5 separate regions of the Homo sapiens genome follow, and regions 2, 3, 4 and 5 are each linked to region 1. Evidence: chromatin loops called from intact Hi-C (ENCODE). Cell type or tissue: mammary epithelial cell. All regions are shown on one strand. Region 1 overlaps TCP11L1 (t-complex 11 like 1). Region 2 has its middle 8.5 kb from the start of QSER1. Region 3 overlaps QSER1 (glutamine and serine rich 1). Region 4 overlaps QSER1 (glutamine and serine rich 1). Region 5 has its middle 15 kb from the start of CCDC73.

Region 1 (5,000 bases):
CTCCTTTCTTTTTTAGGCTGAATAATATATTTTACTGTATGGATGTACCACATTTTGTTTATTCATTCATCAGTTGACAAACATTTGGGTTGTTATTATAAATTATGCTTCTGTGAATATTCCAGTACAAGTTTTTGCATGGACATATGTTTTTACCTCTCTTGGTTACGTACCTAGGATTAGAATTGCTGGGTTACATGGTGACTCTTAAGTTTAACATTTTGAGGAACTGCCAAACTGATTTCCAAAGCAGCTGCATCATTTTACCATCCCACCAGCAATGTATGAGGCTCCAGTCTGTGCTGCTGAATTTTTCTCCTGTTTTTACTCATCTTGATGGAAACCACAACAGAGGTGTGGTTGTTCACAGCTTTATCTAAAGAAACTTCTTCCCCTTCCATGCTGAACAATATTTTTTTCTTTTTATGTTTTTCACAATACATACTTCTAACTGCAAGACCTCTTTAAGAAGATGACTAAGAAGGGATTCCCCCAGTGTTTCTCTAAATAGCTGTTTTGTTATGTAGACTCCCCCTCTCTTTTTGGGGGGTACGTGAGCTTCTTATCACTAGCCTCAGATCCAGATACTTCTCTAAATATCTTTCTTATAAGTTCCTTATTTTTCCTTTCAAGAAGTTGTGAGCTTAAGGTTTCACCTCTTGCCTCTGAGTTCCCCGTTTTGTGCTGGAGGAAGCTCTAAAGAGAATGTCAAATTGGAGATGGGAAAATGTTCCCTTTGAACTGTGGCATGTTCTCTTCTGGAGGGAAGTTCTCAGCCTGACATGTCTATTTAAAAATAGCTGTGGGAGACCATCCAATACCTCCCTTTTCCCCACCGCTGATCATCTTCCCCAGGCCTTAGATACCCCTGCTTCTTCATCCCATAAATATCCCTAAGCCCTCTCTATGGAGAGGGGGATGTGAGACCTGTTCTCCAGCCTCCTCACTTGGCAGTCTTATGAATAAACCCTCTCGTAAAAAAAATAAATAGAAAAGAAAAGAAAAGAAACGCTGTGGGGAAGATGGTGATGGTCCCTGGGGACAGCTGTCTACTCCAGGAATTGATCCTTGGCAATCTGCATCCTAAACTCACGTCCTGCTGTTGGGAAGCCACAAAGCCATGTGAAGTCAGAAAACAGGCCGACGATGAGTCCTTGGGATTGTATTTGTATCAGCAGAGGATTCTCAATCCTCAGGGTTTTTACTTCTTGGCTGTGACCCACATTGTTCATGTCTTGACTTGGCAAATCTCAGTTTCTGACAGCAAGAAAGGTCCTTAGAGTCCATTCGATGAGCCTGTAAACTCTCAGATCAGATTCCCATCTGTGCAGCCTTTCCCTTCTCCTTCCCTCAGCCACACGGGTGGGGGCGCTGGCATGGTAGGACCCAGGACTGTCTTTAACATGGGGGAGGCAGTCATGGGAATGTGCTTGCTTTCCGGGAGGCTTTAGATTGTTCTCTGTCACTTCTACTCTCTGTGCTTCCTGTTTCTTTCTCTTCCTCTTTATTTACTCGCCAGTTCTTACAAGCTTCCTTTGTGCTGGGTGCTGAGCGGATACCAAGATGAATAAGTGTAGGCTCTGCCTGCAAGGCAGTCCTCCCTTCCATTGCTCTGGGATTTTTGTTGTTGTTGTTTTAAGATGGAGTCTCACTATGTTGTCCAAGCTGCAGTGTAGTGGCTATTCACAGGCATAATCGTAGTGCACTGCAGCCTCGAAATTCCGGCCTCAGTGATCTTCCTGCCTGAGCCTCCCAGTAGCTGGGACTGCAGGCACCCACCATCGCACCTGGCCTTCCATTGCTCTGTACAGGGTGACTGGCTGTCCTAGTTTGCTAGGGACTGAGTGAGGGTTCACAGGACTTGGGAATTTCCATTTGAAAACTGGGACAGTCCCAGACAAACTGGGAGGAGTTGGTGACCCTAGGTCTGTGCCTCATTATACTTTTCTTCCTAACAATAAGTATAACTTTTATTTATCGAGTGCTGGCTCTGCCAGCCACTTTATATGTAGCATCTTTCTTCAGCTTTAAAACAGCCCTGTGATGTGGGAGTCCCCATTCTGCAGAGGCCCGACAAAGTTGGGGATGCATGCATGAGGTCATGCTATTTTTTTTTTTGAGAAGGAGTTTCACTCTTGTTGCCCAGGCTGAAGTACCAAGGTGCAATCTCAGCTCACTGCAACCTCTGCTTCCTGGGTTCAAGAGATTCTCCTGCCTCATCCTCCCGAGTAGCTGGTATTATAGGCATGCACCACCACACCCGGCTAGTTTTGTATTTTTAGTAGAGATGGGGTTTTACCATGTTGGTCAGGCTGGTCTTGAACTCCTGACCTCAGGTGATCTGCCCACCTCGGCCTCCCAAAGCGCTGGGATTACAGGCGTGAGCCACCGCGGCCAGCCGGGGAGGTCATGGTATTAAGCACGGAGCCTGGCTTTACACCCAGGCCTGTCTGTGTTCTTAGTGAGGGCGCTATACTGCATCCTTGCTCAGGAGGAACGGCTCTGAGATAGAGGGGTTATTTCACACCAGACTCCCTCAAAGCTCTGACACACTAGCGCAAACCCTGAGGGAAGCTGCAGAGGCAGGTGTGGGGGCTGTGGCGCTCCCGCCCTCTGCTGGCCAACCTGGACCTGCAGCTCAGCGATGGCCTCTTCTATTCATTACAGACAGTTTTAATGGACCAGTCTCGCTTCCACGAGCTCCAGTTGCAGCTGGAACAACTGACCATCCTGGGGGCTGTGTTGCTGGTCACCTTCAGCATGGCAGCGCCAGGAATTTCCAGCCAGGCCGACTTTGCTGAGAAACTCAAGATGATTGTGAAGATTTTGCTAACAGATATGCACCTGCCGTAAGTGGAACTTTGATGCGTGGATGGGACGCAGTGGATGTCAGAGAGCCGACTGGAGTCTCCCAGAGGGGTCTCCCACTGTAAGGCAGAGCCCAGGGCCACTCTCTAGGAACTGAGAAGAAACCTTGCTGTCTCAGTTGGTTCACTTGGCGAAGACCCCAGCAGAGTTTATTTAGGGTCATAGGGTCAAAGTTAGAATCTGCTGCAGGGTTAGCAGAGCTCTAGGATAGTGGCTTCAAAATGTGTGTGACTAGCCGAGTAGCCTGTCGGGCCTTAGAGGCCACACCAAGGAGTTGGGTTATTGTCCTAAGAGCAGTAGGGAGCCATTGAAGGATTTGAAGCAAGAGGGGGAACGTAATTAGATTTATGCCCTTAAGTTTAAATTTTGGCATGGGGCACATAGTAGATGTGAGGGAGCATTTAGGAGGCGAGAGAAGAAGTGGCTCGGGCTGGGGGGTAAGCCATGAGCAGGGTGGGGAGCGCTGGTACCAATGGTTGCTTGCCTTGAGGAATTGGAGATCCCGGGCTTAGAGGTCCCGCGGCCCTCCATTCCCTGTTAGCATGCTCCTCCCGGGGCCTGGCTCGGTGTTGAGTGCCATCAACTCATTTGTTCTCCCTACGCAGGGAGCAGGATGCTGTCTGACCCCTTCCTTCTTTAATGGGGTTGTCTTTGTCTCCTGACCTCCAAGGTTCTTGTGTTTGTTTGTTGAGTGCTTTATTCCTCTCCCAAAGCCATTCAAATGTATTAAACTCTTACTGGAGCTTATGAAGAAACTGGAACCCAGAGACATTAATTGGGACAAAAATGTTTGTGACTAGGACCTGCAGTAAGAAATTCATTTTCCATTGTGACCTAGTACACACTTAACACACGTGTAACAGAAACGAAAACTTCTCAAACTGGAACTGACCCTAACTGTGTTTAATGCAGCCTGATTGTTTCTACTCTATTCTTATTCCATTAAAAAAAAAAATTGGTTGCTACCCACTGAATTGCTTTCATAACCGACTAACAGTGAAAAGCAGAGCCCTAGAGGAAGGTCATGAGAGAAACCAGCTATATTCCTGCAGAGCTGCATGTATGTGGTTGAAGTGTTCTGCCCTTGCTTGTTCCCTGTAGGCGTTCTGTGCTCAGTGTAATGCATCATTTTCTTACCCAGCACGAGTCCGCATCTGCACGCGTGCAGGCTTCAGTGACCGCTCCTACCATGGAGTCATGTTGGGTGACTTCTATGGTTTCCAGCCTATAGAATATCTTTGAGTGGTTCTAAGTAAATGCTCTATCTAACAAGGTCCAATTCAGAGACTTCTTCAAGGGAAGTACCCCCTAAACATTCTCATCCTTACAAAATGGAGGAATTTTACTGCTGAATTTTCACAAAGCATGGCTGTGTTCAGTGCAGTGTGGGGCGTGTCCGTAAGTTGTGACTAGGGCCTCAACAGTTTTGACAGTCAAACTAGTTTGCTGAGAGGCCAGGAAACTTGTTTGCTCAGCTGAGGGCCTAGCCTGAGGCCTTTGCACAGGTACAGCTCTGGGCTGTCACCTAGGTCCCCTGCCTGGAGAACTACTCTGTCAAAGCTCCCGCTGAGGGTGGGATCCAGGTCAGTGCTTTCTTGGGAGCCCAGCCTTGCACTCCCATATCCTCCCTGGTCCTCCAGGGGTGGGCACAGAGCTGGTGCCAATGGTGAGTGCCAGGGCTTGCTCCCATGCCCCCCAGTAATTCTACATACAAAGGATCTAGACCCACAACAGAGGCAGTTACCTTCTCACAGCATGCCTGCCAGCATGGGGGCTCCCCACAGGCACCCTGGGAGAGCCTGGGGGACCCAGGGTATCCAGGTACTCTTTTTTTTTAACTTTAGGATTTCACTTTTCGTTATTCTTTTATTTTTTAAAAATTTTTTAATTTTTATATATTTTTTTATTTTTTTGTGATGGAGTTTCACTCTTGTTGCCCAGGCTGGAGTGCAATGACGTGATCTCGGCGTCCACTTCCTGGATTCAAGTGATTCTCCTACCACAGTCTCCTGAGTAGCTGGGATTACAGGCACCTATCACCATGCCCAGCTAATCTTTTTGTATTTTTAGTAGAGATGGGGTTTCACCATGTTGGCCAGGCTGGTCTTGAACTCCTGACCTAGAACTCCTGA
Region 2 (5,000 bases), 180 kb before region 1:
TTTTTGGATCTTAAGAAACAGAAAAATCCCTGCGACAAAATTTAACCTGATATTAAGCAATGACATGTTTAGCTAGTGTATTAGTCTGTTTTCACAATGCTATAAAGAACTACCTGAGACTGAGTAATTTATAAAGAAAAGAGGTGGCTGGGTGCAGTGGCTCATGCATGTAATCCCAGCACTTTGGGAGGCCGAGGCAGGCAGATCACGAGGTCAGGAGTTTGAGACCAGCCTGACCAACATGGTGAAACCCTGTCTCTAATAAAAATACAAAAATTAGCCCAGTGTGGTGGCACGCACCTGTAATCCCAGCTACTCAGGAGGCTGAGGCAGGAGAATTGCTTGAACCCAGGAGGCAGAGGTTGCAGTGAGCCGAGATTGCACCACTGCACTCCAGCCTGGGTGACAAAGCAAGACTCCATCTTAAAAAAAAAAAAGAGGTTTAATTGACACACAGTTCTGCATCGCTGGGAGGCCTCAGGAAAGTTACAATCATGGCAGAAGGGGAATGGGAAGCAAGGCACATCTCACATGGCAGCAGGAGAGACAGGGAGAGCAAGTGGGGAAGTGCCACACTTTTATACCATCGGATCTCATGAGAACTCACTCACTATCAAGAGAACAGCATGGGGGAAATCCACCCCCATGATCCAGTCACCTCCCACCAGGTCCCTCCCCTGACACATGGGGAATAAAATTCCACATGAGATTTGGGTGGGGACATATAGCCAAACTATATCAGTTAGACTACATATACTAAAACTAACATACAGCCTGGCCAACATGGTGAAACCTCGTCTCTACTAAAAATACAAAAATTAGCCAGGTGTGGTAGTGCACACCTGCAATCCCAGCTATTTGGGAGGCTGAGGCATGAGAATTGCTTGAACCTGGGAGGTGGAGTATGCAGTGAGCCAAGATCACACCACTGCACCAGCCTGGGCAACAGAGCAAGACCCTGTCTCAAAAAAAAAAAAAAAATTAACATGCATGATAATTAAGTGAAGTCTAGATCTCTCCCAACAACCTTCCTTTATCACCACCGTATCTGGGGCTTTGCGATAAAGGGAACAGAGAAGTACCTAAGGGAAGGGGGAGGATATAAACCAGCTGTGCAGAGGGCAGAGTGTGCTTTGGTGTCTTAGGCCAGGCTGTAGCAAAGAGAAGCTGAGGCTTGAGGATACATGCTCTACCACCCTTAGTTTGGGGCTCAGTCCTCTGGAGGCAAACCCTCTGAAAAATATTTGCCTCAAGCTGTGTTTTCAAACAACTGGGACAACAGGTGTACAATGAGACTGTCCTAGGTAATGAAATGTTTTTTTTTTCTTTTCTTAGTGTGTGTGTGTGTGTATGTGTGTGTGTGTAGTATGTGTGTATAAATCTATAAAGGGTCTTTTGGCATACCAGTTCCAACCAGGCTGAAGATGTAGACTAGAGTGGGACATTAGGAAGGGCAAGAGAATGTTTTCCATAGCTTTGATCAACTCATCCTCCTGCTTAAAATGTTCTCATGGCTCCCTATTGTGAGAAAGTATACTAAAGTACTTATATGTTTGGATGATGGTCCAAATCTGGGACTATTTGAACATCAAAATAAACAAATGTGGTAATGGATTATAATCCTATGGTTGGGGACCCCTAAGACCACCCTCAATTTCAATGATTTGCTACAAGAACTCAAAGAACTCAGACACATTGTTATACTCGTGGTTATGATTCATTATGGTAAAAGGATGCAAATTAAAATCAACAATATGAAAATGCACATAGTGCAGAGTCCAAGAAAGACCAGATGCAGGCTTCCAGTGTCCTCTTTCAGTGGAGCTGTGCGGACATTAATACTATGTGACAACACACGTGAAGTATTGTCAATCAGAAGCCCACCTAAGCCTTGGTGTCCAGGGTTTTTATTGGGGGTCAATTGCATAGTCATAGTAATTGCTCCTATGGCTGACCTGAATTCTCCAGTCCCTCTAGAGGTCAAGCTGATATTATGTGGCCCAAAGTGCCCACTATAAATCGCATTGTTAGCATGAATGATCTGGTGTGGCCCAAGGCCTTAACTAAACAAAAATACTCTTTATTAAGAGCCTTGAAACTAGGCAAGGGCCAAACTTTTCTTTGCAATGTACAGGGTTTGAACAACCCACACCTGCTGAGTTAATCCTTTACAAATCTGCTAAATAAAATAAAAATCCATGAGTACATATTGATATAAATAAACAAGGAATGTTAAATTAAGTTTAGCCTAAAGCTGCCGCCTTACATATTTTAAGGTCAGCCTAAAAATTTCTCCGTACATGGTGAACTATAACCTAACTGGATGTGTAAACAGACTGTACCTATTCTTGTGCCAATCACTGAGTTTTAGCCAACCAAGGGTGGCCAACTGTTCAAACCATGTTCAAATAAGGCAAACACTGAGCCGTAACCAATCAGCTGTTTTTATACTTGTATTAGTCTGTTCTCACACTGCTATAAAGAACTACCTGAGACTGGGTAATTTATCAAGAAAAGAGGTTTAATTGACTCACAGTTCTGCAGGCTGTAAAGGAGGCAAAGCTTCAGAGGCCTTAGGAAACTTACAATTGTGGGAGAAGGCAAAGGGGAAACAAGCAATTCTTCACATGGCAGCTTAAGACAGAGAGAGTAAAGGGTGAAGTGCTACACACTTTTAAACAACCAGATCTCGTGAAAACTCACTATCACAAGAATAACAAGGAGGAAACCCGCCCCCATGATCCAATCACCTACCACTAGGTCCCTCCCCCAACACTGGGAATTACAATGCAACATGAGATTTGTGTGGGGACACAGAGCCAAATGATATCAATACTCACTTCCATTTTCTGTATATCACCTTCCTTTTCCCGTCTGTAAATCTTCTTCCACCAAACAGCTGTGCTGGAGCCTCTCTGAACCTATTCTGATCCAGGGGCTGCCCAATCCAAGTTATTTTTTGCTCAATTAAACTCTATTAAATTTAATTTGTCTGAGGCTTTTCTTTTTAACAGGGATGAGGAACAATCCTTCTTGAAGAATGATAACTAATGATGTAGAAGGAATGATGAAGTTAGAAAAATCACTACAGTTGGTCCTCTGTATGTGTATAGCAGAGCCTCTAGAGGGAGCATGACCCTGCCAACTCCTTGATTTCAGACTTCCAGTCTTCAGAACTGTGAGATAATGAATTTCTGTTGTCACCTAGTTTGAGGTCATTTGTTGCAGCAGCCATAGGAAACTAATGATATGAACAGGAGACAGGGAGATCGGGAAATTCTGCGTAGAAGAGGGTGGTTCCCTGGCAAAGGCCCCACCTTCAAGCCTGTAGACCATGGCCCTAAATGGAGACAGGCATTCCTGTTTTCATGCCCAAAACATTGCCTTTTGGCCCACCATGCCCCCTATCTCTTACCCATATAAACCTGGAACCCCAGGCTCCAGAAGCAGATGAGCAGACAAGCAGACGAGGAGACAAGGAGACAAGCAGATGAGCTGTGGCACAGCACAGCAGGGAAAGAGAGAAGAGGAGGAATGTCTGAACGCCAAGAGGAGTTCAACTGAGGGCAGTCAGGGAGGAGTTTGGCTGCTGGATGGCCAAACTTTAGGGGATCATCTTCCCACTCCATCCTCCCTTCCAGCTCCCCATCCATCCCACTGACTGCCACCTCCGCCACTCAGTAAAACCCCACATTCATCCTTCAAGCCTGTGTGTGACCTCATTCTTCTGGGACGCTGGACAAGAGCTCAGGATACAGAAAGCTGTCACACTGGCCCTCTGCTCTTGCAGAAAGGCAGAGGGTCCATTGAGCTGGCTAACACTCAAGCTGTCTGCAGACGGCAAGGCTAAAAGGGCACACGGTAACACACACCCACTTGCGCTCCTGCACCTGCCTGTCTGCGTGCTCCCCCTCCCATCAGGGGTTTGAGCAGTGGTGGCAATCAAATAGGCAAGCCACACCCCTGTCGCACGTCCTTCGAGGGGGATTACGGAACATGCTTGTTTCAGTAATACATATGCTTAAAGCAGAGGTGAAAGAATGATGCCTTGAGAATTTTTTTTTTTTTTAGACAGATTCTCACTCTTACTGCCCAGGCTGGAGTGCAATGGCGTGATCTTAGCTCACTGCAACCTCCGCCTCCCGGGTTCAAGCAATTCTCCTGCTTCAGCCTCCTGAGTAGCTGGGATTACAGGTGCCCGCCACTATGCCCGGCTAATTTTTGTATTTTTAGTAGACATGGGGTTTCACTATGTTGGCCGGGGTGGTCTCGAACTCCTGACCTCAGGTGATCCGCCCGCCTCGGCCTCCCAAAGTGCTGAGGTTACAGGAGTGAGCCACTGCACCGGCCTCAGGAATTTACACAATATTCAAGTATCCACGAAATACTTATTGATTACAAAGTAAAATGTAGTAACTCTTTAGAGGAGAAATCTGGCAGTAACTCCTTTAACCAAGCCTATTTGGTTTGGAGTCAAATTGCTGATTTGAAGCTCCACTTGCATCATTGTGGTTTTTTGTTTGTTTTTTTGTTTGGAGACAGTCTCACTCTTGCCCAGGCTAGAGTGCAATGGCAACATCACAGCTCACTGTAACCTCTGCCTCCCAGGCTCAGGTAATCCTTCTGCTGCAGCCTCCCAAGTAGCTGGTATACAGGCACACGCCACCACACCCAGCTACTTGTTGTATTTTTTGTAGAGACAGGTTTTGCCATGTTGCCTTGGCTGGTCTCGAACTCATGGGCTCAATCAATCCGCCCACCTGGGCCTCCCCAAGTGCTGGGACTACACGCGTGAGCCACCAGGCCCTGCCTGCATCACTGTCTTATATTAGCTTGTACAATGTTGGGAAAGTTACTTAATTTCACTAAGCTTCAATTTCCTGTAAAACGGATTAATAATAAAAAATATCCACATCTTAAGGATCTTAGGAGGATTGTGACAATTCCACATAAAGCCCTTAGCACAGGACCTAAGACATACATTGTCAATATGTATCAGT
Region 3 (5,000 bases), 88 kb before region 1:
TGTCATTTTCAACATTGCCATTGAGACTTTTGATCTAGTATTTTCCTCAAAGTGTTCTTAGCTCAGATACTCCATGAAATGTATCTATAAACTTTTTTCTTTTTATAGGAGTTTGCTGTCGATCCAGAGAAAATACAGTTGTATTCTTTGTATCATTCACTCCATCATTATAAGTACCATGTTTATCTGATATGTAAGGATGAGGTAATTTCTTCTCATTTACTTAAAAAAAATGTTTTTCAGAATGTTAAGGAGACTCTAGCCATAGTATTTTGGAGTGTTTTAAAGAGAGTTGTGAAATACATGTGTGTATGTATTTTGTCTATGTATTCTGTAAATAATGACTTGATTTATTGTTCTGAGTCTCTCTGCTATGTTTTGTGCTCAGATTTACCCGAGCCTCACCACCTCTTGTAGGAGCTATAATTGGTAATGTTTTGAAGCTGTTGGTGCTTGCTTTACATCGCCATAATAAATGATGTTTTATTGCATTTTGTTCTCTCACAGTGTATGATGATCTTGCTTTAATTCACTTCAGTCACTGCTTTGACATCTCACTGCCTTACTTATTACTTAGAATGGCCTTATCCCACTTAATTGCAGAGAAGTGGGGTTTTGTGCCTTGGCATGAAAAACTGAAAGTTAAAATTTAATTGTAGCTTTTAAGTTGTTCAGAGATTATACATGACAAAATATCACCTCATGGATGGGATATAAGCATTAATTTCCACAGCCATGCTAAATGGTTGTAGACAATACTACCTTATTTGACCAGCACTATCACTTCTTTTCATTATAAAGGGTCCAAGGCTATATCTAATGTGTTTGACAGTAGTCTGGTATGGAAAGATGCTCATAAATCTAACCTTTATATAGCAAAAGAGAAAGCAAAGATGGTGATGCAACATAGGTTCACTGTTTTTACAATGCTCTAAAATGCAGAATCGACTCCAAAATTTGTCATTTGACTTTTAACGTAATTGGAAGAAATGGAGAAAGTCTGAAGTACTTTTTCTAGCCTTCCTTTCTGCCACCTTGGAGCCAAAGATGAGAGGATGAGATCTCACCCAAATTTAGCTGAAATAATCATTCTCCATGGATAGGATTAAGAAAAAAATAAAATACCAGTACTTGTAGTTGAACTTAAATATGATGTGATAAGTATAAGCTAATTTGGCGATTTTCTTTTTTTAGATTTCTTCGGTGCAGAAAAAAAATGAAGATTTAGGACAGGAGGAAATTGTTCAACTTTGTATGAAAAATGTAAAATGGGTGGAGGACCTCTTTGAAAAATTTGGAGAACTTCTAAATCATGTACAGCAGAAATGTTCCTGACTTTTCCACAAAAATCCCATCTTTTTATAGCACTAATGAAATGGCAGATATGGGGTGGTCAAAGATAATCAGATGTCAAGTAGTGGCCTTCTGCAGGCCGGCCGCTTCCATCATGGAACTGTCATTACCACCTCTGCTGAAGGACAGTGGTGCGGCCTTTAGGAACGAAGTTAGTCCTCTGGAAATGGACCTAAATCCCACCACATTTTTACCCTAATGAATGATTTTTCTATTTTGTAAACCATTGGGTAACTTGAGTCATATTTTCAGAAACATTTTTTGACAAATGATGAAGCATGCACTAAGTATAATTTTTTTTTATTGCTAGAGAAGTAACACTTAAAGTAACGATTTTTTTTTTCTGACTCCGGCTAAACACCAGAATGACAGAGAAGTGGCAGAAACCATATGTTTGTACTCACATCTGGCCACAAAACCAGAAATACTGTACATTATGTAAAGAGGTCTGGTGTGGTGTGACATCCTGTATAAGAATATCATCAATTTAAAATATAAAATTTGGAAACTATTCTGCTTTACAGACTCCTTTTACTCTTAACATGTTCAGGAAACTGGATGTGGAATTGGTGCAATTCTCTGACTGCTTTTTGTGTCAAATTATATTGTGATAAAAAAACAATGACATACTATTTTCCCTATCGCAAAGAAAAGTATTTTCGTTTATACTGTTTTTTCCTTTGGAAAATTTTCAATTGTACATTTTATTTCACTGATAGTTGTATTTTTCACAAGGAAAATGTTGTGGTTATAATTACGTTTGATATATCTCTACAACACCTTTTGTTATTTTCAGTAAATCTTAGTTATATGTTGAATTTCTAATGTGAATTCTATCTTGAGGTAACCATTTTTTTCATACAGATTTGCTTCAGTGTTATCCAGAATATGCATTCAGTACTAGAATTAGTTTAGCTTTATAAATAGGGCTGTGTTAGACACTGCAGTAATTTTCTAATTCATAAAATAAACTTCTTACTAAACTAGCACTTGATTAACTTGTTGAGGTAAAAATCTAACTACATTTACATTTTGAAGAATAAAACTGATAATTAGACTATTTGCAGTGTTAAACACAGCTTCCTTAACTCTTAGAACTGGAAGTTGTAGAGCTCTCCTTTTGGTGCCTTTCCAGCCTTTATACACACTATTGTAGCTTTCTTAGGTTTGATAGGTAGCGTTTCAAGTAGTTTAGCTGAGACAGTGAATGTATTAGGTTCAACATGACCTTGTGTTTTATTTGTGTTTGCCAACAGGATGCCTTATTTGTTTGAGAAAAAGATGTACTAGTGTCATTCTAAACTATCTCCTTTTTTAGGATTCTAAAGAAGTTAATCATCATCCTTTTGTTTATTTTACCACCATTTAGTGCCTTAAATCCTATCAAGAAAGCAGTGTTACTGCTCAATGCCCAAATAAGACACGCGGATATTGCTATTGTCTTGCTTTTGAGTTAACAGGCCAACTTTTTATACTTAAAACCTCAGTAAACTGGCAAAGAATTGAAGGTAATGTGATTTGATTTGAGAATAAAACATTGTAGCATTGGGTGAAAAATGAGTATTTGAGTTAAGCTTACATATTTATTTCTGATGGTTATCTTATTAAAAGCAATAATCCTTAATACTGTACTTGCCATTAGACTAGGTACTCAGTAATGGAAGTTTCTCTCAAGGGTTAAATGTTCCATTTTTGAAAGTTTTAAAAAACCTGTTTGGGTGGTTTATTTTGAAAACAAAAGTAACCTATTAGATTCATTTTGCCTAACTCATATGAGAGATGCAGAGTATCAACAGTGGGAGCATCATAAAATGAATTTTCCAAGTGGAGAGGAGTAGGAAGCAGCCATATGATAGTATTGACTCTGGACAGAATTGATGTCTTTCGTTTCCAAAGTGCAGAGTAGGGAACTACATTTCCTAATGTGGCATTGTAAATATACATCTTTATATTACTCTTCCAGCCTACGTTCCTAAATCATTGATAATTTAAATATTTTTTAAAGCCACCTTAATTTAGGTAGCTCTTGGAATCGATGTTTGAATTCACTAGCCACATTTTCTTCATGATATGCCTCGTGGCAAACAAAGATGTTTCCTTAAGATGAATCTTACATTTCCCATAGAAAATAACCCATTTCCTTTGGCACTGCAGTTGCCCTCAAACTGCTTGCAGTTGTATTCATTTTAGTACAACAAAGGTTTTCATAATATGGGAGGCCAAGTCTATGATACTGCCTCAAAGAGACCCTATTGTGTAGATGCATCATCTTCTCTCATTTGATCCATAGAGCATAGGCAAAGATGTCAACCTCAGGCCTTAGAGAAAAGTGGAAATGTTATTATGACAGCCGTCCATGAGTTATCGCTTTGTATGAAGTTAAATACAGTCATGCGTTGCTTAACAGCAGGGATACATTCTGAGAAATGCATTGTTAGGCAATTCCGTTGTGCGAACATCCTAGTGTACTTACACAAACCTAGGTGGCATAGCCCACAACGTACCCAGGCTATATGGTAAACCTGTACAGCATGTTACTGTACTGAATACTGTAGGCAGTTGTAACACAATGGTATTTGTGTATCTAGACATAGAAAACATACAGTAAGAATATGGTATTATAATCTTACGGGACCACTGTCAAATACGCGGTCTGTCTTTGAAAAGTTGTAATGCGGCGCATGACTATAAATACCTAGCTGGTTAGCATTTACATTCCTTGCCAGGGAGTTTGAAATTTATACTATAGAAATAACTTTAGGTTTTAGGTAGAGTTAAAGAGGTAAAGCACATGTTGCCACAACCCAGGAAAGTATTTTTAAGAAAGATTGGATTTTCCTACCTTTAGAGATCTAAAAAAAATTTAATATAAAAAATCATTTTGTGTTGGTGTTTATTACTAGTTCAGATGAGTGGCTGCTGAAGGGGCCCCCTTGTCATTTTCATTATAACCCAATTTCCACTTATTTGAACTCTTAAGTCATAAATGTATAATGACTTATGAATTAGCACAGTTAAGTTGACACTAGAAACTGCCCATTTCTGTATTACACTATCAAATAGGAAACATTGGAAAGATGGGGAAAAAAATCTTATTTTAAAATGGCTTAGAAAGTTTTCAGATTACTTTGAAAATTCTAAACTTCTTTCTGTTTCCAAAACTTGAAAATATGTAGATGGACTCATGCATTAAGACTGTTTTCAAAGCTTTCCTCACATTTTTAAAGTGTGATTTTCCTTTTAATATACATATTTATTTTCTTTAAAGCAGCTATATCCCAACCCATGACTTTGGAGATATACCTATAAAACCAATATAACAGCAGGGTTATTGAAGCAGCTTTCTCAAATGTTGCTTCAGATGTGCAAGTTGCAAATTTTATTGTATTTGTAGAATACAATTTTTGTTTTAAACTGTATTTCAATCTATTTCTCCAAGATGCTTTTCATATAGAGTGAAATATCCCAGGATAACTGCTTCTGTGTCAGTCGCATTTGACGCATAACTGCACAAATGAACAGTGTATACTCTTGGTTGTGCATTAACTTACATGTATAATTTTTGGCATCTGTGTTCACAAATGCATGTGTTAGCAAATCACCTTTATTTATAAGTGACAATAATTGAAGTTAAGGATATAAAGAAA
Region 4 (5,000 bases), 100 kb before region 1:
AGTTTTCTTGTTTTATAAAATGTAAAGGTTGAAATAATTTGTTATCAAACTTCTTGATCTTAGAACCATTTTACATTCTTAAAAATTATTGAGGATCCTAAAATGCATTTATGTAGGTATATCTATTGATATTTACTATATTAGAAATTAAAACTGAGATAGTTGTAATACATAAGAATATACCAGCACACAAAGCATGGTGTACAATATATGTAAGAAATTTCAGGTGGTTTAGTAGTGTAGTACAGAGGTTGCCAAATGTCTTGCAGACTGAATCTGACCCTCAGCCTGTTTTTATAGTTTTATTGGAACACAGCCGCATAGATTCATTTGCATATTTCCATACAGTTGCTTTCCCACTACAGTGGCAGATTTGAGTAGTTCTACAGAGACCATATGACAAAATCTAAAATATTTACCTATAGCCCTTTACAGAAAAAGGTTGCTGGCCCCTATTTTTCTAGAACATAAAGTAGAATTTAAGAAAAGAGGAAGGGATGATGAAAGACCTTGTATGCCATAATAAAGCTAAAAAGCTTGTGATCCTGTAAACAAATGAAAGTCCTTAGAGGGATTTATAAGGGGGAAACAATATGGTGAAATTTAAATTTGAATTACAAGACATAATTCAGGCATAAATTGAGTCTGAACCTAAGTAGTGGCAGCAGGGATGGAGATGAGGGGACAGTTTTGAGATATTCAGGATGTAATTTTGGCAGAACTTGAATGGTGAATTAGTTGTTGGGGCTATGGTTGAAGTTGATGTCCAGGATGGTTTCTGACATTACAAGTATCATTGCTTGAGAGATTATCTTAGAAATTATCTGATTAGAAATAGAACCATAATAAAAAAAATTCTTCAGTGCTGAAGTCTACTTTAAATTTACCGTTTTTATTTTTTATTTTTTGAGTCAAGGTCTACTCTGTTGTCTAGGCTGGACTGCAGTGGTGCACTCATGACTCACTGTAGCCTCGACCTCCCAGGCTCAAGTGATCCTCCCACCTCAGCCTCCTGAGTAGCTGGGACTACAGGTGGGCACCACCACACCCAGCTAATTTTTAAATTTTAATCTTTGTAGACACAGGGTCTCACTGTGTTGCCCAGGCCGATCTCAAACTCCTGGGCTCAAGCAATCCTCCCACTTCGGCCTCCCAAAGTGCTGGGATTATAGGCATAAGCCACTGTGCCCAGTCTAAATGTACTGTTTGTAAATGCTATTTGTGGGCAAGTGCAGTGGTGCACATCTACACACCCAGCTACTTGGGAGGCTCAGGAGAAAGGATTGCTTGATCCCAGGAGTTCAAGACCAACCTAGACAACATAGCGAGACCCCATAGCTTAAAAAAATAATAATAAAAAATAAAGCTATTTGTAAATGGTTGTTTAGAAATATATACATCAGGCTGGGCATGGTGGCTCATGCCTGCAATCCCAGCACTTTGGGAGGCTGAGGAGGGTGGATCGCCTGATGTCAGGAGTTTGAGACCAGACTGGCCAACACGGTGAAACCCTGTCTCTACTAAAAATACAAAAAAATTAGCCAGGTGTGGTGGCAGGCACCTGTAATCCCAGCTACTCAGGAGGCTGAGGCAGGAGAATCACTTGAACCCAAGAGGCAAAGGTTTCAGTAAGCCAAGATTGCGCTATTGCACTCCAGCCTTGGGCAACAAGAGCGAAACTCCATCTCAAAAAAAAGAAAAAAGAAATATATAATCAGAATAGGTAAGGAAATTCAGTGCCTTGAATATGCATAGAAGGCATTATACATAATTTTTGCAGTTAGCAGTCTTGCCTACTGCTTAGAATCAAAACGTTTGTTCTGAATTTGCTCTCAATTATAGTTTCTTCAAATGACAAGGTAACATTTTCTTCCCTTGGTAATTTGAGTGACCACTAGGTGTCACTAATAGTTAAGCAAACATTTTTAGGCCTTTTTGTTCCTTGCTTTACATTCTCAGGCTAAAGAATGTATTTAGTTCTCTTAAGAAGTCAAATATTGATAATAAACATATATTCATAGGCTGGTGATTTTCAGACTCTTTGTTTCAGGACTCCAATGGAATCTTCAAACACATTGAGGATTCCAGATACTTTGGTTTATGTGTGCTAAATCTATTGAAATTTACTAAATACCAATTCAAAGTTTTAAAATATTTATTTAAAATGAACCCATTACTTATTAATGTGAGGTGTTTTTTTTAAAACAACTATACTTTCCAAAACTAACAGTATTTAGTGAGATAAGTGCATATCTGCTTCTACATTCAGTTTGTTATTATATGTTATTTTGGCTAAAGTATCAAGAATATCCGTACTTAACTGAGAAAGCAATGGAAATACTCCTCCTGTATGTAGTTAGGAAAAGGAGGAGGATTTCAATTGCCTTCTCAGATACTCATAGATACTCCTGATACTGACAAGTAGTAGTTTCTTGAGTTTTCATGCTATTACATTAAAATCTATTGGTTTGTCTTAACTTTACATATCTCTCATCCATGCATGGTTTTATAACATTGTTCATTGGTCATGTGAAAATATTAGTTAGCTCAGTGATATAGATCTTCCAATAATTAATTTTTTTCACACTTTAAAACACTGTGGTTAAATATAAATTTGCCTTTTTAACCATTTTTAAGTGTACAATTTATTAGCATTATTTACATTCACACTGTTGTATAACCCTCACCTATATTTCCAAAACTTTTATCATCCCAAACAGAAACTGTAACCATTAAGCAACAACTACTTATTCTCTTTTTTCTCTAGCTACTGGTAACCTCTAATCTGTTTTTCCTCCAGCTACTGGTAACCTCTAACCTATTTTTTGTATTTGTGATTTTGCCCATTCTAAATATCTCATATAGGTGGAATTATACAATATTTTTCCTTCTGTGTCTGGCTTCTTTCACTTAGCAAAATGTTTTCTAGGTTCATCCATGTAAAAGCATATATCATAACTTCATTCCTTTTTATGGCTAAGTAATATTCCATTGTATGTTTACACCACATTTTATTGATGGTATTTGGGTTATTTCCTCCTTTTGGCTAACTGAATAATTGGTGTAATGAACATTGGCATACAAGTATCTAAGTTCCTATTTTCAATTTTGGAGGCATAGACCTGAAGCAGAATTGTTACTATTGTCACATAATAATCCTATGTTTAGCCTTTAGAGGAACCATCAAACTGTTTTCCACATGGTTACACCATTTTATATTCCCACCAGGAAAGCATGACGGTTCCAATTTTTCCACATCCTTTGCTAACACTTGTTATTTTCTGTTTGTGTGTGCGTCTTTTTAAAGTCATCCTAGCAAGTGTGAAGTGGTATCTCATTGTGGTTTCAGTTTGAATTTTTCTAGTGACTAATGATGTTGAGCATTTTTTCCATGTCCTGAGCATTTTTTCTATGTCCTTATTGGCCATTTGTATATCTTCTTTGGAGAAATGTCTATTCAGATCCTTTGCCCATTTTAAACTGGGTTATTTGTCTTTTTGTTGTTAAGTTGTAGGAGTTTTTTAATATATTCTGGATATTAAACCCTTAATCAGATACATAATTTGAAAATGTTTCCTCCCATTTTGTAGGTTGTCTTTTTCACTTTCTTGATAATATCCTTTGATGCACAAAAGTTTTAAATTTGGATGAAGCCCAATTTACTTATTTTTTCTTTTGTTACTCAGCTTTTGTTCACATAGAATCCATTGCCAAATCCAAGGACATATTTACTCCTACATTTTCTTCTAAGAGTTTTATGGTTCTAGCTCTTAAGGTCAGATATTTCATTTTACACTATCAAAAAATAGCACTCATCAATTCTATGAATGATCTCATTAATGAAGTCTTTACAAATTGGGAAGCTCAGACTCACAGTGGGGATAGAAGATGTCCAGAACTCTAATTTTCACTTGAAATCTCAAATTTTATCATTGGCAACAAATACCATCAGTTGTTTTCCTTGAATGAGCAGATTCTCTTAATTTATTTTTAAGAATAAATTAAGGTCTGCCAAATACCCAAGTCTGGATAGGCATAGTGTATCTGTCAGTCATTCTTTCAAATAAAAATCTTGTTTTCTTGGGGGAAAGAATGGCTAGTTTATCTTGTAACTCACACAACTGTATGGGTGCTCCTCCTGGTCATACCCATTATATTTATGCAGAAGTGCTTTATGTGTACCTGCTATTTCATCACACAGAATATTAAAAAGACATCTATTCAAGAATAGAAATTTCATAAAATTAATAATTACTTCTTCGTCAAGGACTATTAATTTTTATTTTGTTTTATCTTTTTTTGAGACAAGGTCTCACTCTGTCACCCAGGCTGGAGTGCAGTGGTACAAACAAGGCTCACTGCAACCTCAATATCCCAGGCTCATGTGATCCTCTCACCTCAGCCTCCTGGGTATCTGGGACTACAGGCGCTAATTTTTTTGTATTTTTTAGTAGAGACAAGGTTTTTCCATGTTGCCCAGGCTCTGTTTGTTTGTTTGTTTGAGACGGAGTCTCGCACTATCGTCCAGGCTGGAGTGCAGTGGCGCGATCTCGGCTCACTGCACCGCCTCCCAGGTTCAAGCGATTCTCCTGCCTCAGCCTCCCGAGTAGCTGGGATTACAGGCGCCCGCCATCATGCCTGGCTACTTTTTTGTATTTTTAGTAGAGATGGGGTTTCACTATGTTGGCCAGGTTGGTCTTGAATGCTTGACTTCGTGATCCACCCGCCTCGGCCTCCCAAAATGCTGGGATTACGTGCATGAGCCACCGCATCCAGCCTTGCCCAGGCTCTTTTTAAATTTTGTATATTTAGAGAGAGGTCTCACTCTGTCACCCAGGCTGGAGTGCATGGTGTAATCATAATTCACTGTAACCTCAAACTTCTGGCACAAGCAATCTTCTCACCTCGGTCCCCCAAGTAGCTAGGACTGACTACAGGTATGCACCACCATGCCCAGCTAATTTTAAAGTTTTTTGTAGAGACTGGGTCTTACTATGTTG
Region 5 (5,000 bases), 260 kb before region 1:
AAAGTCTTCCAAATAGACTTCTTTCAGGTGGTTAGCCTCCCCAGGTCCAAATCACAGAGCTGGCCTTAAAGGCAAAATGGTTAGAAAATTCTTACTCAGGATTATGTGAGCAAAAAGGCCGGCACAGTTAAGAATTCTGATCTGATAGGTCTGACATGGGCCCCAGGCAGACAGAATTTGAAAAAGCATCTGTTTGATTCTGGTACTAACCTGCCGCGGTTTGCCACTGCTACTATGGGTCTGAGTGAAGGAAGACGAATGCAGAAATGAAAACTTAAGACAAAATAATCTGTTTTTAAGAAGGGGTCCAGGGAAGAAGAAGAGGGCTCCCTGCTTCTAGTGAGCAAGAGCAGCCACCCTGAGCTTCTACAGCCCTTCCTATTTATTGGGTAGAAAGAGCAGGGAGGAGGAGGTAACGATTGGTCAGCTGTTTGATTGATCACAGGTTCACATTATTGCTAACAGGCTTCAAATATGCCTAATCACAAGAAGCACTGCACTTTGGGTGTGACTGCCCTCAGCATTCCTTCTGGGCAGTGGACGCAGTTTGTCAGTTTGCCAACATCCTGCATTTATGAAAACAATTTGCTGTTTACTCGTATAGCTTCCAGTGGTATACTGAATTGATCACGACCCTCACTCTTTCGGCCTGCACCACTAACCCCTGCTGATAATGAAAGGAAATAAAGGAAAATCTCTAGACCCATGGAAAACATTCTGAAATTCAAGAGTAAGAGCTACCTAGAAATGAGGCCAACAAATATTTTCTAGAAAGGGCCAGATAGTAAATATTTAGGTTTTGCATGCCATACATAAAGTTTGTCCAACCCATGGCTTGTGGGCTGCATGTGGCCCAGGACAGCTTTGAATGCAGCCCAACACAAATTCATAAACTTTCTTATGACATTATGGGATTTTTTTTTGGCAACTTTTTTTTTTTAGCTCAGCAGCTATTGTTAGTGTTAGTGTGTTTTATGTATGGTCCAAGATAATTCTTCTTGTTCCAGTGTGACCCAGGGAAGCCAAAAGATTGGACACCCCTGCCATACATCCTCTGTCACAACTCTGTCCTGCACTGTAGCAAGAAAGCAACTACTGTAGCCTGAATTGTGCAAAAGTAGCCACAGGTACTATGTAAATGAATGGATGTGGCTGTATTACAATAAAACTTAGTACAAAAACAGGCAACTTTAGTTTGCCCACCCTGACCGAGCATAATCAGAAGAATGGCTCCCTCTAAAATAAATTCACTAGAAAAGCATGTTTAGAGAAAAGTTTAGAAAATTTTCTGATTCTTTTTCTCCATAAGATCCAAGAATAAATTGCATTTATGAGAACAAAATAAACATTTATAAAAATGAAACAATTTGAGAACAGAAAAGATTGTATTTAAAACATGATTCCCAAAATTAAAAGCATGTGTACAACAAAGTTGGAAGCAGAATTAGTAGATCAGGAGGCAAACTCAGAAATTTAACCAAATTAAAGAAAGGATAAAGGAAAAAAAATATCAGAATAAGGAATAGATGTGTGGGAGAAAAAGTCATTGAATAAGAATTCCTAAAAGGGAAAATAACATACGGAAAAGAAGGAATAACCAATTATAAGAAAAAAAGTCTTTCTATGCTGATAATTTAGCATGAGTGGGGAGTAAGGAACACATCAGATAAAACAAGACAGGCCATGTGGGCTGGGCGCGGTGGCTCACACCTGTAATCCCAAAACTTTGGGAGGCCGAGGTGGGCAGATAACTTGAGGTCAGGAGTTTGAGACCAGTCTGGCCAACATGGTGAAACCCAGTCTTTACTAAAAATACAAAAATTAGCCAGGCGTGGTGGCATGTGCCTGTAGTCCCAGCTATTCAGGAGGCTAAGGCAGGAGAATCGCTCGAACCTGGGAGGCAGAGGTTGCAGTGAGCTGAGATTGTGCCACTGCACTCCAGCCTAGGAGACATAGCGAGACTCCGTCTCAAAGAAAAAAAAAAAGGCCATAAATTGATAATTGTTGAAGCCAAGTGATGAATACTATTCTTCCTGCTTTTATAAGATAAGAAATATTTTTCTACCTTCGTAAGTTTATCTAAGAAACAAACTTTTAAATTATTATGGTTTTCCATAATTATGAAATAATATATGTTAATTGTTTAATGCCAAATAAAGCACACAGAACTCTAATTTATAATCCTACTACTCAGACATTATTCCTATTAATATTTTCATTATCTATTCTGCCAGTACTTTTTTCTATTCACATATAGGTCTATAAAATTAAAATCATTCTATACATACTGTCCTGTATCTTGCTTTTTCTTGCAGCATATAATAGATAGAATTCCATTTTAACCTTATTAATTAGGCCCAGTAAAAAATATGTGTTTGACATTCTCCTAAAGGCCATATTTACAAGCTCATTATGATTTTGCAGCTAAACTTCAACTAATATGGTAGAGAAACGTTTAAATGTAATGCAAAACTTAAACATCATAAGCATCCAGGACAATTTAGGGATAAAATATGATGCCTTCAACAGAAGTAAGGTTAAGGGAACCTGTGTTCTTGTGTGCAAGCAACTGAAATCAGCTCTGGCTAACATAAGCAGAAGAGAATTTATTGGAAGGATATTGTGAGCTCACAAAATAAGAAGCATGGAGGAGTAGATCCAGAAAATGGCAGAAGCTAAAGGAGCCTAAGTAGCAAGAGACACAACCTAGACAATAATAGAGGAAGAGTCTGGTTAGGACGCTAGGGGGCGGAGAGGGGTCACACACAGGACTGGACTGTAGACTTGCTGTCTTGAGCATTACAAGTAATTCCTAAATTCTTTCTGCATCTGTGTCAATCCCTGAGTTGGAGTTTCCAGATCCTGGAGCCTAGATAATGTGCCCTTACCCTTGCTGCAACAAGCCAGGGAAAAGAAACATCCCCGCTCTTTGGTTTCAGTAGTGGAAGGCAGACCCTGCATCCCACAAGAGTTAAACACAACAGAGAATTGCCCCTAAATAGGAAGGAAGGTGGATGGGGGAGGAATATATACATTTCTTTGGTTCTCGTCTTAATGTTCATGACAAAAAAATTACTGTGTGATCATGACCTAATCCTTGACTTTTAATCTTCTCCTTTAAATAATGAGAACAATACTTGCTCCTACTAGCTTCATTGATATGTTGTAAAGATAAATGATTTAATATCTGCTTACCATCCTGAATAACTTAGGAAAAGCATGCATCGTAGGTACAAGTTATTTTAATTAGGGAAATTATAATTAGTAAAGATCACAACATCTGCTGTGCTTCAGACATAGGTAATAATAAATGTTACTTACTCAAAGATACTGGACACTGCAGATATTTTGCTCTAACTTCATTATATTATATGTAAGCTGCAGTCTTAAAACTGCATTAATTTTTAGTTAACTTTTAAACTTTTTAATGTAAAATACAGTTCCAAGGCTTGGAATTGGAGAGGGGAAGAAAGATGCATAGATTGTTCAGTTGGTTGGATCTGTTACATTAATTTCACAATCTGTGAAGGAGTGGATTGCCCCTTGAATGGTAATGGAAAATTAGTTTCTTTATTTCTTCATTAAGACTGTGGGAGGAAAATTAATACTGTCTTCAGCTTTTCCAAATTAATAGAATATATCTTTATTAAAATGATAAATGTACATGACTACTTGCTTTTTGGTTGAGAGACTCTCTAACTCATTGGAATAACTGAACTTAAAGCTAAGCTTTAGAAATCATCTTTTTAGGAAACTGAGGTTCAATTAGGCTAAATTATTTACCCAAAGTCACACGATTAATTAAAACAGAGCAAAACTAGTAAATTGGGTTCCTGACTCTTAAACCAGTGCTCTTTCTAATTCAGCACGCCCTTTAAAGAGGGAAAAAGGAAATTACTTTATTATAGTTTTCACCCTTTTAGTTTCTATGCCCTGAGGAGTAGAAACCCCTAATATAGAATAATAAGAGAAAATATGTAACGTTTCTCAATTTTCTTTTTGTAGGATTCAAATGGAAAGAAATAGAGCCACTATCTTAGCAATGGCCAACTTTGGATACAATCCTTAAGTCAAGTCTTTCTTTAACTCCCCCCTTCTCCATTTTATACTTCTACACAACCCCAATTCCCTGTTAACTCATTCCTCTCCCAGCATCCTTACTTCATTAAAACTCTTCTGAGGCCAGGCACAGTGGCTCACACTTATAATCCCAGCACTTTGGGAGGCCGAGGCGGGTGGATCACTTGAAGTCAGGAGTTTGAGACCAGCCTGGCCATCATGGTGAAACCCCATCTCTACTAAGAATGCAAAAATTAGCCGGGCATGGTGGCACAGTGGCATGCCCTTATAATCCCAGCTACATGGGACAGTGACAGAGCAAGACTCTGTCTCAAAACAACAACAACAACAAAAAAAAAAAACCTCTTCTGAGATTTGATTTACTACTTTATGTGATGCACACACACACCTAGATGTACCCACAACCTATTATTTTAGGAAATAAAGCATAACATTGGAGCCTCTTCTTTATCTTTCCCTGATTACATCTTCTCTCCCTTGCTCAGAAGTTAACTAGTCACTCTCCTGAAATTTCTTTTCTATCATTTCTTTGCTTATCCTTATAGTTTTATTGCATGTGAATGTACTCCTAATCAAGACATTGTTTAGTTTTGTGCATGCTTCAAACATAATAAACATACATGTTCCTAACTTTCATTTTCACTCAATATTTCATTTGTTAAGAATTGTTATATACATTGATGCATACTGCCTTAGCATATTTGTTTTCAGTACTGTATTGCATGCCATTAGGTGTGTGTTAGTCTGTTTGCATTGCTGTAAAGGAATACCTTAGACTGGGTAATTTATATAGAAAAGAGGTTTATTTGGTTCATGGTTAGGCAGGCTATCCAAGCAGCATGGCACCAGCATCTGCTTCAGGTGAGGCCTCAGGAAACTTATATTATGTCAGAAGGCAAAGGGGGGAGCCGGCATATCAT

Evidence for each region. Peaks named below come from ENCODE experiments on the same cell type or tissue, not always from the same donor. Only the 100,000 strongest peaks of a DNase experiment are listed, where the experiment ranks them.
Region 2: it touches region 1 in a loop (10-fold over the local background); 23 of 110 quality-filtered maps call a loop at or near these places.
Region 3: a loop joins it to region 1, with 3 times the contacts of the local background. A loop is called at or near these places in 101 of 110 quality-filtered maps.
Region 4: it touches region 1 in a loop (14-fold over the local background); 107 of 110 quality-filtered maps call a loop at or near these places.
Region 5: it touches region 1 in a loop (10-fold over the local background); 43 of 110 quality-filtered maps call a loop at or near these places.

The regions. Positions count from the first base shown.
Region 1 is chr11:33,063,163-33,068,162 of GRCh38, forward strand. It overlaps TCP11L1 (t-complex 11 like 1), which reads left to right. Exons shown (of 10, transcript NM_018393.4): 8 at 2,668-2,849. Among named protein-coding and RNA genes, the nearest start is that of LINC00294, 10 kb to the right of the region's middle. In mammary epithelial cell, a CTCF peak has its summit at 2,613 (motif pointing left); a DNase peak (open chromatin) is centred at 299; H3K27ac peaks cover 1,618 bases.
Region 2 is chr11:32,881,852-32,886,851 of GRCh38, forward strand. No RefSeq gene overlaps it. Among named protein-coding and RNA genes, the nearest start is that of QSER1, 8.5 kb to the right of the region's middle. In mammary epithelial cell, a CTCF peak has its summit at 3,117 (motif pointing right); no DNase peak of the experiment used is centred here.
Region 3 is chr11:32,975,140-32,980,139 of GRCh38, forward strand. It overlaps QSER1 (glutamine and serine rich 1), which reads left to right. Exons shown (of 13, transcript NM_001076786.3): 12 at 109-204; 13 at 1,195-5,000. The coding sequence ends at 1,335. The region is part of intron 2 of LOC105376615 (a long non-coding RNA gene); the gene reads right to left. Among named protein-coding and RNA genes, the nearest start is that of DEPDC7, 38 kb to the right of the region's middle. In mammary epithelial cell, no CTCF peak of the experiment used is centred here; no DNase peak of the experiment used is centred here.
Region 4 is chr11:32,958,873-32,963,872 of GRCh38, forward strand. All of the region lies in intron 8 of QSER1 (glutamine and serine rich 1), which reads left to right. The region is part of intron 2 of LOC105376615 (a long non-coding RNA gene); the gene reads right to left. Among named protein-coding and RNA genes, the nearest start is that of DEPDC7, 55 kb to the right of the region's middle. In mammary epithelial cell, a CTCF peak has its summit at 1,902 (motif pointing right); no DNase peak of the experiment used is centred here.
Region 5 is chr11:32,806,669-32,811,668 of GRCh38, forward strand. It overlaps a transcript of CCDC73 not described here. Among named protein-coding and RNA genes, the nearest start is that of CCDC73, 15 kb to the left of the region's middle. In mammary epithelial cell, a CTCF peak has its summit at 2,752 (motif pointing right); a DNase peak (open chromatin) is centred at 2,743.